Regions from separate parts of the Homo sapiens genome. Here region 1 is linked to region 2. Evidence: chromatin contacts called from ENCODE Hi-C or POLR2A ChIA-PET data. All regions are on one chromosome and are shown on one strand. Each heading gives the region's core, a stretch centred on a gene start or an enhancer-like site at or near the end of the contact. The rest is flanking DNA. Distances are from core to core; before and after follow the strand shown. Region 1 has its middle 67 kb from the start of BRD1. Region 2 overlaps LOC124905146 (a long non-coding RNA gene).

Region 1 (7,321 bases), core at 2,312-4,811, 37 kb after region 2:
ACTACCCAGTCTTTCTTCTGAGCAAGGGACGTTTTCACCTCTTCTTTTTAACTTGTTTCTTAGGCTTCTTTTCATAGACTGGATTATCTTGTATAGCAGCATGAGCTTTCTTTTTTTTTTTTTTTTTTTTTTGAGATGGAGTCTCGCTCTGTCACCCAGGCTGGAGTGCCGTGGCGCAATCTTGGCTCACTGCAACCTCCACCTCCCAGGTTCAAGCGATTCTCCTGCCTCAGCCTCTCGAGCTGCTGGGATTACAGGCATGAGCCACCAAGCCCGGCCACAGCATGAGCTGTCTTATACATCTCCTCCATCATGTCTGGAGTTAAGCTTTTTTTTTTTTGGTGGAGTCTCACTCTGTCATTCAGGCTGGAGTGCAGTGGCGCGATCTCAGCTCACTGCAACCTCTACCTCCCAGGTTCAAGTGATTCTCCTGCCTCAGCCTCCCAAGTAGCTGGGATCACAGGCACCCACCACCACATCCAGCTAATATTTGTATTTTTAGTAGAGACGAGGTTTTACCATGTTGACCAGCTGATTGTGAACTCCTGACCTCAAGTGATTGCCCTACCCCGACCTCCATAAGTGCTGAGATTACAGATGTGAGCCCCTGCGCCTGGCCTACCCTGTTCTTTATGTATTGAGAGAGTTTCTTGTAAGCATCTTCATCTTCCTCCATTAAGTAACGCATGTAATCTGCAACATTCTGGCCTATGATGTGCTTCCAGTGTACTTCTGCATTAAATTCTTTGCTTTCAGAATCATGACCAGGGAATTGTTTGGTACCGTGAGGGACAGACCAGCCTCCATCCACAGCTCCCTTTAGGGCACCAAAAACTTTATTGCCAGCGGCAGTTCTGGCAAGCTCTGCATCCAAAGAGTAGACAAAGGCACCCAGCTGACCATCTATGCTCTCCACACTGTATTCATCGCCAGTCACCTCCACTTGGCCTTCTTAGATCTTGTCCAGGCCAAACCTATTGAGAAGCCTGCGGGCCAGCAGCAGGCCAGGACAATACACTGCAGTGTCATTTGTCAGGCCAACCTTCACACTATATTTTGGCAGTTCGTGTGCATATGCTACACAGACTATCATATCCCCCTCTATACGGGCATAAGCAATCTAACAAATGATATCTCTGTTTGTTACACAAACTATCATCCTGTATTTGGATATGTGGTGTTTATTTTTATCCTGTATCACCAAATGTTTCTGAGCATAGTGATCAGTTTTACCCTCGCCTCATCGTCTAAATTTCACTTGGTATCTCTTAAAGCAGGCCTTATTCTTAATTTTAACAAACCCCATCCTATGGAACAGAGACCCACGTCTGTGGCTCAACAGAGACCTACGGGCCCAGCAGCGCAGGGCAGGGAAGGGCTTTACCAAGCATTTAAATAAGAAACGCTAATCCTTCAAACATTTTTTCAACATAACGGAAGAGAAGGTAAGACTTCTAGATATGGTTTGGATGTCTTGTCCCCTCCAAATCTCATGTTGAAATGAGATCTCCAATGCTGGAGGTAGGCCTAGTGGGAGGCATTTGGGTCACAGGGCTGGATGCCTCAAGAATGGCTTGCAGAAATGAGTGAGGAGAATTCACTCATTATTCCTGAGGCCTTCACCAGAAGCAGATACCAGCATTATGCTTCCTGTATAGCCTGCAGAACCATAAACCAAACAAACCTCTCTTCATTATAAATTACCCAGCCTCAAGTAATTCTTTATGGCAGTGCAAACTGGAGTAACATGCTTCCCAACTAATTCTGAGGCCAGTATTACCCTGAAACCAAAACCAAAGATATCACAAGAAAGAATATCCCTTCTGAATACAGATACAAATATCCTTAACAAAATACAGAATTCAGCAATGTATAAAAAGGATTATATCCTAAAACCAAAAAAGAATTTATCCCAGGAATGCAAGCTTGGCTTAACATCCAAAAACCAATTAATGCAATACATTAATAGAATAAAGGGACAAACCACATGATCATCTCAAAAGACACAGGAAAAAATAGAAAATTGCAAGTGTTGGTGGCGATGTGGGGAAATTGGAACCTCGTAAACTGCTGGTGGGAAAGTAAAATGATGCAATTGCTTTGGAAATCAATCCAGCGGCTCCTTAAAATGTTAAACAGGGCTGGGCACAGTGGCTCACACCTGTAATCCCAGCACTTTGGGAGGCCAAGACTGGCAGATCACCAGAGGTCAAGAGTTTGAGAACAGCCTGGCCAACATGGTGAAACCCCATCTCTACTATAAATACAAAAATTAGCCTGGTGTGGTAGTGCACGCCTGTAATCCCAGCTACTCCGGAGGCTGAGGCAGGAGAATCATTTGAACCCAGGAGGTAGAGGTTGCAGTGAGCTGAGATTGCATCGCTGCACCCCAGCCTGGGTAACAAAATGAGACTCTGTCTCAAAAAATAAAAATGTTAAACAGAGAGTTAATGTATAACCATGCAATTCACTCCTAGGCATATGCCCAAGGGAAATAAAAACATACATCTAAAAAAACATATATGCAGAGAGATAATGATGGCTGACAGGCACAGATAGTATGTACCTCCTCCATGGAGAGATCATGATGGCTGACAGGCACAGATAGTATGTACCTCTTCCATGGAGAGGAACAAAATAGTAAATAGATGTGCACATTTTGAACAGACCATCCCAGAGAGAATGCTAGGATTCACCAGAGATGAGACAGGAAGCACCAGAAGGAAGTAAGGAGAGGGCTCACGGCAGCTTGCCCAGCCAGGAACTGACAGCCTCCAGGTGGGAGTCTCCTGGACATGCCTAAACATGCCTCGGGCCCGACATATGGAGCTGCCTGAACATTACACAGAGACGTCACTCCAGAAAAGGGAACCCACAAAGAACCTCACAGGCATTGAAACCTGGAGCAGCCTCAGCTGAGGCCGTTTTGAGAGCCTCACTACCAGGGATCTAACAACATGGCTGTAGCCACTGCACTGCTCCAAGGAGACAGGGGAGACTGGGCACTACCACACACTCCTGGGAGGTGCCCTGTCACCTTGCTGTGGTCTGCTGTTGGGACCGATGCATGAGCAGACCACACTCCACACAACTTCTTACCCAAGCTGCTTGCCTAGGAGAAACCCCACCCACTCTGGTCTCAGGCCCAAGGCACCAATTGGAGAGTTGAGCACTGAACTGCACCCTGACCTCGGCCTGAGCTTGGGCTGAAACCACTGCAGCTGTTACTCAACCAAGAAAAGACAGGGAAACTAGGCTACCTTATGTATGTCTAGGACAAGACCCACTGCCCTGCAATAGGTTGCCGTGAGACTGAGATCCAACCAGACCACACTTCCTGCAGCGTCCTGCCCATGCTGTTTGCCTGGGAGGAGCCCCGCCCTCCCTGGTCTCAGGCCCGAGGCACCAATTTTAGAGTTTAACGCAAAGCTGTGCCCTGCCCTCAGGCCAAGTTTGACTTGACATGGCTGCAGCTGCTGCCCAGTCAAGGAAGGACGGGGAAGCTAGGCTCTCCTACACATACTCAAGACAAGACCCACTGCCCTGCTATGGGCAGCTGCAGGACTGGGGACTTCCCCTACCCAACCCATCGCAGCTTCCAGCAACAAGAACACAGACTGTTTGGATCCCAGTGGGTTGCTTCACCACCACTGCCGCCATCACCCAAACCACAGCAGCTGCCCCGTTGGTAGCGATGGGGTGAATGTGCTTATTTTTAGGCTCTAGAGCAGCTTACACTGGCTGCAGCGTTGGTGGGTCCTGGGGCTGATTCTTGGGCCTCCAGGTGGCTTGCTTAGAAGCTAGTAGTGGGAGCAGTGGGCCCAGGATGTGGTTTAGGTGAGGGTTGAAATATTACCTATTGGGTACAGTGTTCACTGTTCTGGTGATGGGTACACTAAAAGCTCTGACTTCAGCACTATGTCATGTATACATGTAAGAAACCTGCACTTGTATCCCCTAAATATATTTAAAACTTTAAAATTTAAAAAAAAATCACCTGGGCCGGGCGCGGTGGCTCACGCCCATAATCCCAGCACTTTAGGAGGCCAAGGCAGGCGGATCACCTGAGGTCAGGAGTTCAAGAACAGCCTGGCCAACATGGTGAAACCCCATCTCTACTAAAAATACAAAATTAGGTTATGGTGGCACATGCCTGTAATCCCAGCTACTTGGGAGGCTGAGGTAGGAGCATTGCTTGAACCCAGGAGATGGAGGTTGCAGTGAGCCGAGATTGCGCCACCGCACTCCAGCCTGGGCAACAAGAGCAAAATTCCATCTCAAAAAAAAAAAAAATCATCTGTACCCACACCCCCTCACATTTGTACACACCCACACACAATTTTGTTCTCCCAGGTGAATGATTCAACAGCCAGCCCCAGACTGCGTATGATGTTACCCTCCCATATTTTAGCATGTATCTCTAAAATAAAAGGATTCTAAATAAAGATAACCATGATATCGCTAGCAAACCTAACATTTTTATTAAACAATCGTTCCTGTCATCGAATATCTTGTCAATGGTCAAATTTCCCCAGTCATCTCATATATTGGATCAAATAGGGATCCAAACATTGTCTACACTTTCCAGTCAAATCTTTAAGGAGATCTCAGTAACTGCCCAAATTTTATAAACTCAATTTCACGTTTAACCACAGCTTTATCACTTCAATTTTCTTTTAAAATGTAGATTCTGAATGGCTGGTAGTCTAAGCTTGTCTGGGCCCTGAAGCTCCCCTTGGTTTCAAGTGTGAAGTGACATCAGCCCACACCTTCAGGTTGAATAAGTCTATCTTACAATCTAGTTAAGAAAAACTAGCTAGGCCTTTTAAAAATGTTTTTATTCTTTCTTGTCAGGGAGTAGACTTTATATTCTGCCCTCCAGAATATAGAGTTTATTTATGGTAACACTGTTTATGACAACTTCAGATGGGAACTAACCCAAATGTCCATCAGAAAGAGCTTGGCTAAACAGACTAGGTTATGTCCAAGCAATGGAAAACCATGCCACATTTAAAAACAGTGAGGTGGCTGGGCGTGGTGGCTCACACCTGTAATCCCAGCACTTTGGAAGGCCAAGGCAGGTGGATCACTTGATGTCAGGGATTCGAGACCAGCCTGGCCAACACAGTGAAACCCCGTCCCTATTAAAATGCAATAATTACCCGGGTGTGGTGGTGGGCGCCTGTAATCCCAGCTACTTGGGAGGCTGAGGCAGAGGAATCACTTGCACCCAGGAGGCAGAGGTTGCAGTGAACTGAGATCGCGCCATTGCACTCCAGCCTGGGCAACAGAATAAGACTCTGTCTCAAAAATAATAATAATTAATTTAATTCTAAAAATAAAAAAATAAAAACAGTGAGGTCACTCTATCTGTGATAACGTGAAAGTGCCAAGCTATACAGGTGAATAAAAAAATTAAACAGTGTGGGGAAAAAACAGACTTGTACATAAATCTTCACAGCAGCGCTATTCACAATCCCCAAAGTATAAACAGCCCAAGTGCTCGTACGCTGATGAATGGACAAGCAAACTGTGGAAGCCCCATGCAACGCAGTGTCGTTCAGCCACGGGGAGACGTGAAGCTCTGACACCTGATACAGCCAACGCGCTGTAAACCATTGCACCAGGTGTGGGAAGTCAGGTACAAGAGGACCGGTACGGTATGATTCCACTCACAGGAAATGTCCAGAACGGGCAGCTCCACACACTCAAAGCCAATCAGTGTTGCCAGGGGCTGGGGGAAGAGGAAGGAGGAGGGACTGCTGATGGGAACGGGTGTCCTTTGGAGGTGATTGAAAGATTCCAAAATTGACTGTGATGATGGTTACACAGCTCTGAGAATGTACTAAAAACCAGTGAATTGTGTGCCTTAGATGGGTGAATTTTCTCGTGCCAATGATATCTCAGTAAGGCTGGAAGGACACAGACCTGGTCAGCGAGGAGGGCCTGGGCCTTGCTAAAGTGGGCAGAGTCTGTGGGGTCCATTGGCTCAGCCCCAGCCTCTCTGTGCAGCCCTGGGGCCTGGCTTCTTCTGCCGCACCCCACAAGCTGCCCCCTCTCCCCAGCCGGGGCCCCAGGCCTGCTCCTCTCTGGGCTGAGCATCACCTTTGCCAGAGGAAGGTCAAAGCACCTGGACCCCAACACCCCAAGGACCCTTGCAGGCCTCTTCCGGGATCCACTTCTCAGTGAGCGCTGCCGTGCGCACCCCTGGGCCTGAGGGCTGGGCATCTCCCAGGTATGCAAGGGGCTCTCCGTGCAGGGCTGTGAGCAACGTGGGGGCAGCCGGCCGCAGTCTCCAGCCCCGGGGCCTGCTGGCATCCCCACCAGCCCCCAGCCTGGGCACCCCACCCAAGGAACCCGGCTCCCAGAGTCCGGGGCACTGATTAATATTCACACAGGCAGCAGAGAGCTGCTGAACCCTGAACGCGAGGCAGGGAAGAAAGTTGAAGCATCTGCTATCTATAAATCAAAATGAATTTACTCTTCCTCTAAGGACAGCCGCTGTAATAGGCCGCAGCCAACAGGTCCCATGGTGTGATTTCTGCGCAGGAAGCCACTGCTCACACCGGGTGTGGAAGCATTTGTAACCCCCAGGGGACCTGCTGCTCCACAGAACCCGACGGAAAGCTCGAGGAAGGCCGAGCTTCGGGGGTCACAGGCCGGATGCCGGAGCTGCTCCATGGGTGGTGCCCGAGGGAGCCCTGGGAGGAGCCGTCAGCCCAGGCAGTGGGTGGAGACGGGCTCTGCCTTCTGCCTTCACCAGCTCCGCCCAGCTCCCGGGTCACCCACCACAGCCCCGCCAGAGCAGGCAGACGTGCAGATGCCAAGGCAGACGTGCAGATGCCAAGCCGCACTTGCTCACTAAACTCACGTCCTCGCTACAACGTAGTTGTCGAGTAAATGCTCTCCATGGATTAAAAATATAAGCAGAGATGGCCGGGCGCGGTGGCTCACGCCTGTAATCCCAGCACTTTGGGAGGCCGAGGCGGGCGGGTCACGAGGTCAGGAGATCGAGACCATCCTGGCTAACACGGTGAAACCCCGTCTCTACTAAAAATACCAAAAAATTAGCCAGGCGTGGTGGGGGCGCCTGTAGTCCCAGCTACTCGGGAGGCTGAGGCAGGAGAATGGCGTGAACCCGGGAGGCGGAGGTTGCAGTGAGCCAAGATCACACCACTGCACTCCAGCCTGGGCGACGGAGCGAGACTCCGCCTCAAAAAAAAAAAAAAAAAAAAAAAAATATATATATATATATATATATATATATGTAGAGACATGAATGCCGATTCTTATGATGCTTATTTATTCATGAAACCAATGG
Region 2 (7,384 bases), core at 4,717-7,216:
TTCAGGCACCAGGAAAGTTCTCGCTCAGTTCCTAGCCCAGCAGAGCCACTGCGCCCTCTCGGGAGCCACAGAACACCCGTGAGGACAGCACCTGTGGGCTTGAACCAGAAGCCCAGCCCTGCACCTCCCCTCCACTTCCCTTTCTTCTCCTTTTTCTTCCTTTCTCCTTCCTGGCAAACTGCAGAAATACCTTGCTATGAGCTAGGCCTGGACTCCTATCTGTGCAGCCACTCACAGTGGTCAGTTGCATCCGTCAGCCACTGCTGCATAACAAGCAACCCACGGTAAGTGGCCTGAAGTGATAAACAGGTAGTACTGCTCACACGTTTGTGGACAGCTGGGCAGGTGTGGTCTCAGCTGGGTCCACTCATGTGTCTGAGGTCCATTGTGGGTCCCAAGGCGGTTCTGCCACACTTAGCTGGGCTCTCTCCCGTGTCTGGGAATCGGCTGGGTGTCAGCTGGCCTAGGATGTCCTTGACTGGAACAAATGGGCACTCCCCTCTCCTCTCTCATTCTCCAGCAGGCCAGCCCCCGGGTCCAGCAGGGGTCTGAGAGAGCAGAGACTTGCAAGGCCCCTTGAGGCCCCAGACGACAGCACATTCTTCTTTCCCCCACAGTCTATTGGCCAAAGTAAGCCTCAGGCCCAGCCCAGATTCGAGGAGTGACGAAAGAGCCTCCATGTCTTTTGGGGGGCAAAGCTGCAAGGTGACAGGACAGAGGGTGTGGAACCTGGGAGACCTTTCTGTCCCCCACAGCCGAGTGGCTGCAGTGGGCCCCAGAGCTGCATCCCCTGGCCTCAAAAGCAGAACAGCCATTGCTGCCCCGCTGCCTATCCTGGTGTCTCTTCTCCGGACCACACGTCTGAGTCTGGGGCCACTGGAGAAGATGGCATCACGACCCAGCCAGCCTGGCACACGTGATGATGCTCACAGCTGGCTGATCCCGCAGGAACCGCAGGGAAGCAGCTGATTAAAGGCATCTCAAGGCAAATACTTGTAAGCAGCAAAACTGCCTGGGGGAGAACAGACAGTGAGTCCACTCTGGTCTGTCTCTAAATCCTCCACTTGCTCAAAGCCAGGGCCTCATGCTTTTAACAAGTTGATCTGCTGAACACGCCTCCCCATGAAGACCCATGAGGTCAACAGCAGTCTCAGCTCTCTCCACGGTGACGTCCTCCAGAGCCTTCTTACAGGATAAACTGGAAAGGTCTCAATATTACAGGGAATAAGTAATTCCTTCTCTTCGATGGGCTATCAGTAACCCCACACTTAATTTCCAAACACATGCAAACGGCAGCTGCAGGCATCACTTTTACCCGCATTTCATGAGACAGGAACATGAGCGACACATCTGAACATCACTGCCACTTGGAGGGGTATGAACTAATTTAACCCACAGAATCAGCGTTGTGGCTGAGGGCTCTTCTATGAAATGTCAATAAATATTGGGCCGGGCGCGGTGGCTCATGCCTGTAATCCCAGCACTTTGGGAGGCCGAGGCGGGCAGATCACAAGGTCAGGAGATCGAGACCATCCTCGCTAACACGGTGAAACCCCATCTCTACTAAAAATACAAAAAATTAGCCAGGCACGGTGGCGGACACCTGTAGTCCCAGCTACTCAGGAGGCTGAGGCAGGAGAATGACGTGAACCCAGGAGGCAGAGCTTGCAGTAAGCTGATATCGCGCCACTGCCCTCCAGCCTGGGCGACAGAGCGAGACTCCATTTCAAAAAAAAAGAAGAAGAAATGTCAATAAATGTGTTCAATGTGTGTGTTTAACATTGTCGGCTTGAACACGAAGGCAAGGAGCAGGCATTGTCAAGAGAATGAACATACTGAGAGGGAAAGAGTCTCCACTTCGCAGTCAGGTATTTCTGAGGAAGAGACATATGAAACGCATGTGGTTTTTCACATTTAGAGAAAGTGACGACTGTAAGAAGCTGACTGGATAAATAGTGGGGAAAGCTCTGTGCATAGCCAGCAGGAGAGTGCCCGGCATCTGCCGGTAGCTACACAGGCTCCTGGGAGAATCACCTTGACTAAGCGTCGATTTCACAAAGCTCCCAAGTCCAGGAGGGATTTCCACCTCTGCCTCCCTTTGTGGCAGTGACTATTCTGGGGAATTGGACTTAGGTGGCCTCTGCTGCCCGGCCCCTCTGCCCGTGCCACAGCTCCAGGGGTGAGTCCTGCCTGTGCCCAGGGTCCCGCAGGTCCCAGCTGGGTGTGGCTGGCATGGCTGGGGGATGGGCCCAGGCACAGGCTCCTCTCCTTGGGTGGAGCCCAGCAGCCCCCACCTCCTGGGCTGGACCCCTGGGGGGCCTGCACTTCCCAGCTGAGCAGGTAGGGAGGCTGCCATGCAGACGCTGTGGTTGGAGCAATTCCAAAGCACAGGCTGCCGTGTGAACAGGAGGCGAGGATTAAAACAGAAATAAGAAGTTCTCTCTCATCAAGCGTGGCAGTGACATACAAGGTCCTTCCCGGCAGAATTTCGCTTTTGTGCGATGAGAAGTTCTTTGCGTGGAGGGTGGTGATGATGACACAATGACGGGCCTGCGCCTGGCGCCAACTCACGGTATGGAGGCCTAAACATGGTCAGAATGGGAAATTTTATGTATTTTTACCAGAATTTGTAAAAGTCATAACGAGCCCAGTCTTTGTGGCAGAGGTATGCTCAAGTGTCTTTTTTTTTTTTTTTGAGATGCAGTCTCACTCTGTCACCAGGCTGGAGTGCAGTGGCTCAATCTTGGCTCACTGCAACCTCTGCCTCCCAGGTTCAAGTGATTCTCCTGCCTCAGCCTGCCGAGTAGCTGGGATTGCAGGTGCGTGCCACCATGCTTGGCCAATTTTTTTGTATTTTTAGTAGAAACAGGGTTTCACCGTGTTGGCCAGGATGGTCTCGATCTCTTGACCTCATGATCTGCCTGCCTCAGCCTCCCAAAGTGCTGGAATTACAGGTGTGAGACACTGCGCCCGGCCAAGTGTCCAGTTTTTTAAAGTCCCTCTGATGGTCGCCCACTCACATGAAGACAATGCACTGAGTACCCACATCGGAAGGAGAGCCAACGGCCCCAAAGGAAGCAAGCGGGGCTTGTGGGCAACCTGAGGCCATGTGAGGGAGACCTGCCACCAAGATGCAGAGTCTATCTATTTCCTCTCTGTGAATCTGGGTGGGTCACTTGCTGGGGCACCAGGTCAGACGTGCCCCCGGGGGGCTCCCAGCCTGAACTCCAGGGGACCCAGAGCCTCTGCTTGCACATCCTGGGACCCCAGGGCCGCTGTGCAAAGAAGCCCCAACTGGACTCCCGGGTGGAGAACTAAGGGCTCAATCCCCCAGCTCTGCCAAAATTAACTGGAGACTCCCAGAAGCAGAGATGCCTCGCTGCCACGGGGGCCACAGAGCTGCCTGGCTCACCCACCCAAAGTGCCGGCCCTCGGAGTCCTGAGCTACGTGAGTGCTTATTGCTTTCCTTTTTAAGTTTTTATTTTCAGCTGGTTTGTTACACAACAAAAGCTAACTGATTAACCAATAAATTTGAAAATTTAGATGGCAAAACAAATATAGAGAAAATGTACAAAAGTGATACAAGAGAAACAGAACATCTCAATGATCTTTTGTCTGTTAAAGAAAATGAACCTTCAGGCTAGGTTTGGTGGAGCACACCTGTAATCCCAGCACTTTGGGAGGCCAAGACAGGCAGGTCACTTGAGGTCAGGAGTTCAAGACTAGCCTGGCCAACATGGTGAAACCCCGTCTCTACTAAAAATACAAAAATTAGCCTGGCGTGGTGGCGGGTGCTTTTAATCCCAGCTACTCAGGAGGTTGAGGCAGGAGAATCGCTTGAACCCAGGAGGTGGTGGTTGCAGTGAGCCGAGACCATGGCACACTCCAGCCTGGGCGACAAGAGTGAAACTGCATTGAGAGAGAGAGAGAGAGAAGGAAAGAAGGAAAGAAAGAGAGAGAGAAAGAAGAAAGGAAGGAAGGAAGGAAGGAAGGAAGGAAGGGAAAGGAAGAAAGAAAGGAAGAAAGGAAGAAAGAAAGAAAGGAAAGAAAGAAAAAAGAAAGAAAGAAAGAAAGAAAGAAAGAAAGAAAGAAAGAAAGAAAGAAAGAAAGAGAGAAAGAAAGAAAGAAGAAAGAAAATGAACCTTCAACCTAAAACTTTCTCACAGAAAGTCTCCAGGCCAGGTGAGTTCCCTGGTGAAATTTTTCAAACATTCAAGAAAGAAATAAGCCCAACACACACTGCTGGCACAATGATGCCAGCGTAATCTTGGTGCCAAAACCTGACCAAAGGAAAGGTGGCTATGGGGCCAGCCCTCATGAGCAGATGTGCAAATCTAAACAAGTGTCAGCAACCAGACCCAGTGCTGTCTTAAAGGATCTTGAACTGCAACTAAATTATTTGTCTTTTCATTATTAATTTTTCCAACATTGAACAAATGCTCTTTCACTGACACTGGTCCTCTAGCCACATGTGAGCTTCTAACTTAAATTATGTTTTGTTTTTAATATTTTGGCCATGCGCAGTGACTCATACCTGTAATCCCAATGCTTTGGGAGGCTGAGGCAGGAGAATCATTGAGCCCAGGAGTTTGAGGCCAACCTGGGCAACACAGTGTGACCCCATCTGTACAAAAAAAAGTAAGGGGCAGGTGTGGTGGCTCACACCTGTAATCCCAGCACTTTGGAAGGCCAAGGCAGGCAGATCACCTGAGGTCGGGAGTTCGAGACCAGCCTGACCAACACGGAAAACCCAGTCTCTACTAAAAATACAAAATTAGCCGCACGTGGTGGTGCATGCCTGTAGTCCCAGCTACTCAGTAGGCTGAAGAAGGAGAATTGCTTGAACCTGGGATGTGGAGGTTGTGGTGAGCCGAGATCGTGCCATTGCATTCCAGCCTGAACAACAAGGTGAAACTCCATCTCAAAAAAAAAAAAAAGAAAAGAAAAAACTAACCAGGTGTGGTGGCATGCACCTGTGGTTCCAGCTGTTCAGGAAGCTGAGGCAGGAGAATCACTTAACTCCAGGAGGTGGAGGCTGCAGTGAGCCGTGGTCACACCACTGCATTCCAGCCTGGGCAACAGAGTGAGACCCTGTCTCAAAAATAAATACATAATAAACAATTTCTACTATGTTCTTTGTCTAGCCAGTTGTTCTTGTTCCTAATACTCTGTTCTTGTTTTATGAATGATATCTGTCTTCATCTCTCTGAAGATTGAATTTTGAATGGACTCACTGTGAAGTTCTGACTACTTTGATTACCTCTGGTTTCTCAGCTGTGACTCCTCCTGTTTATTGAGGCGGCAGCCTCTTTTCAGAGCGGGACGTCTTTGGGTGTTCGGTGATCCTGGCTCCTGGGGGTTTCTCTCCCGCAGGTGTCCAGGCTTGAAGCGGCCTCCGTCTGCAGCACTTTCGCTGCCCTGCTCTTGCCCTTCAGGTTGGATGTCAGTGCCTTGAGTTACAAACCTGTGTCGGGGGCTCCATCTGTCACCACAGCCGGACACAGTGCCCCACACCTGTGCTCCCCAGTACTCATGGGGCTGACAAAGGAGGATGGTTCGAGCCCAGGAGTTGGAAGCTGTAGCACACGGTGACTGTGTCTGTGAAGAGCCACTGCCCTCCAGCCTGGGCAACACCGCGAGACCCTGTCACTAAAAAATAAATATGTATATGTATATATATATATATAGCCACAGCTGGGTAATGCAGTGGGTTGAATAGTTTCCAAAATGTTCATCCAGAACCTCAGACTGTGACTGTAGCTGGACATAGATTCTTGGCAGATATGAGTGATTAAGTTTAGATGAGGTCACACAGGAGCAGGGTAGGCCCTCAGTCCTATGACTCGTGTCCATATAGGAAGCGGAGGGGACACAGAAAGGAAACAGGTGCCCGGGAAGATGGCCTTGTGCAGACAGATGCAGAGACCGGAGCGATGCAGCGGCTGCTGAGGACACCTGGGGACACCGGGGCGGGAAGCCGGAAGAGGCAGGAAGCCGGAAGAGGCAGGAAGCCGGAAGAGGAGGCAGGAAGGAGCTTCTCCCGGAAACCGCAGGGAAGGCGGCCCTGCCCACACCCTGAAGTCAGACTCCCGGCCTCCAGAATGGAGGACAACACGTTTCTGTTGTTTTAAGCCCCGCAGTACTGGGGTCTTTGTTCCGGCAGCCCTGGGGCACCCCGTGGACACCCTGCCTGAGGGCGCTGCCCCGTCCCCGGTGCCCAGGCGTTTGCCCCGTGCGTCCTGTCCTGAAGCATCATGGCCGGGTCACTGTGGCAACGCCGTTGGTCACTGTCCCCACAGAGCAGCTTCTGCAACACGCATGTCGTCAGGCGCCGCAACCTCGGGACCCCGGTGACCAGGAAAAAGGAGACTTGGACATAAACAGAACCAGCATTTTCCAGAGGAACTCCAGAACAGAAAAACATGCAGGGCATTTTGGAGAAGGAGAAGCGGGAGTTGAGACCGTCAGAAATGACGGGAGTCCGTGCCCTGCACCTGCCGACCGCCGGCCCCGTTCCAGGGCGAAACCGCGGTCTCTCCCTCTCCACGGGAGCCAGGAGCCCGCCCGGTGTTCCCCACCTCGCAGCGGGGAGGGAGGGTGGCCTCCCAAGTCGCACGCGGGACCCGGGCATGGGTGGCCCTGCTCCATACAGCCCCGGCCACCCCACCCCTGGCCGGTCCCACAGCCTCACACCAGCCGCTCCAGCCATAGCCACGGACGGCTGAGTCCGGCCCCGATGCTCATCCCTGGAGCTCGTGCTCCCTCCTCTGGACTCCCCGAGAACTGTGCCCGGACCGCGCGCAGCCGAGCGTCTCCCTGCACAGCGGCACTCGGCGCTGTCTGCAGAATGAGCCGGTGTGCAGAGACACGCGGGCCGGCCAGCCCCTGAGAATCGCCCGGGAGCCCGGCCGGGTGGTCCCCGCGCCTCCCTGGTCTGTCCCAGTCAAAGGTCCTGATTTATCGGGGGATTTTGTGGGACTGGAAACCGCCTGGCTGAGGGAGGGTCGGGAGGATTTCACTCCACTGTCTGAGGACTGGCTGCTGATGGCTTTGATGCCTCCCCTCTCCCTCCTCCCTGGGCCCCACACCGGCCAGGCCTCACTTTAGTGCCTGTAGAAGATTCGAAGCACAGAAGCCCCTGGCATCCCGGGGAACCCCCGCCCCGGCCCCACCCCAATCACGATAAACCCTGGCCTTTGGACCAGCTCGGATGGGGCGCGGCGGGGGGCTCCTGCTCCCCTGGAAACCTCAGTGGTGTAAGGGATGGGACGTTCTCACCCTCCTGGTGTGTGTGTGGCATCTTCAGTCTTGACATCTGAATCGAACATTGGGCAGGGGTCTCTCCTGTCCTTGCAAGGTGACCGTCACTGGGATGCCCCGTCT

The links. Hi-C counts contacts between places; a loop is a spot of excess contacts on that map. ChIA-PET counts read pairs that join two places held with the same protein, here RNA polymerase II (POLR2A). Pooled maps may share reads with other maps.
Region 1: a map with no recorded cell type shows a loop between it and region 2 (3-fold over the local background). The contact joins two enhancer-like sites. A Hi-C loop is called at or near these places in 3 of 37 single-sample maps with no recorded cell type and 1 of 50 pooled maps. POLR2A ChIA-PET finds 5 or more read pairs at or near these places in 3 of 52 experiments (H1, OCI-LY7 and activated CD4-positive, alpha-beta T cell).

The regions. Positions count from the first base shown.
Region 1 is chr22:49,757,675-49,764,995 of GRCh38, forward strand. It overlaps the pseudogene RPL5P35. Among named protein-coding and RNA genes, the nearest start is that of BRD1, 67 kb to the right of the region's middle. RefSeq lists enhancers at 2,631-2,930, 5,644-6,427, 6,428-7,210. Within about 2 kb of position 3,562, at least 2 of the 41 ENCODE cell types and tissues checked have a DNase peak (open chromatin) inside an H3K27ac peak, as active enhancers do.
Region 2 is chr22:49,718,250-49,725,633 of GRCh38, forward strand. LOC124905146 (a long non-coding RNA gene) reads right to left here. Exons shown (of 2, transcript XR_007068152.1): 1 at 5,262-7,384; 2 at 1-2,582. Among named protein-coding and RNA genes, the nearest start is that of MIR3667HG, 64 kb to the left of the region's middle. RefSeq lists enhancers at 535-1,047, 5,637-6,367, 6,368-7,098. Within about 2 kb of position 5,967, at least 4 of the 41 ENCODE cell types and tissues checked have a DNase peak (open chromatin) inside an H3K27ac peak, as active enhancers do.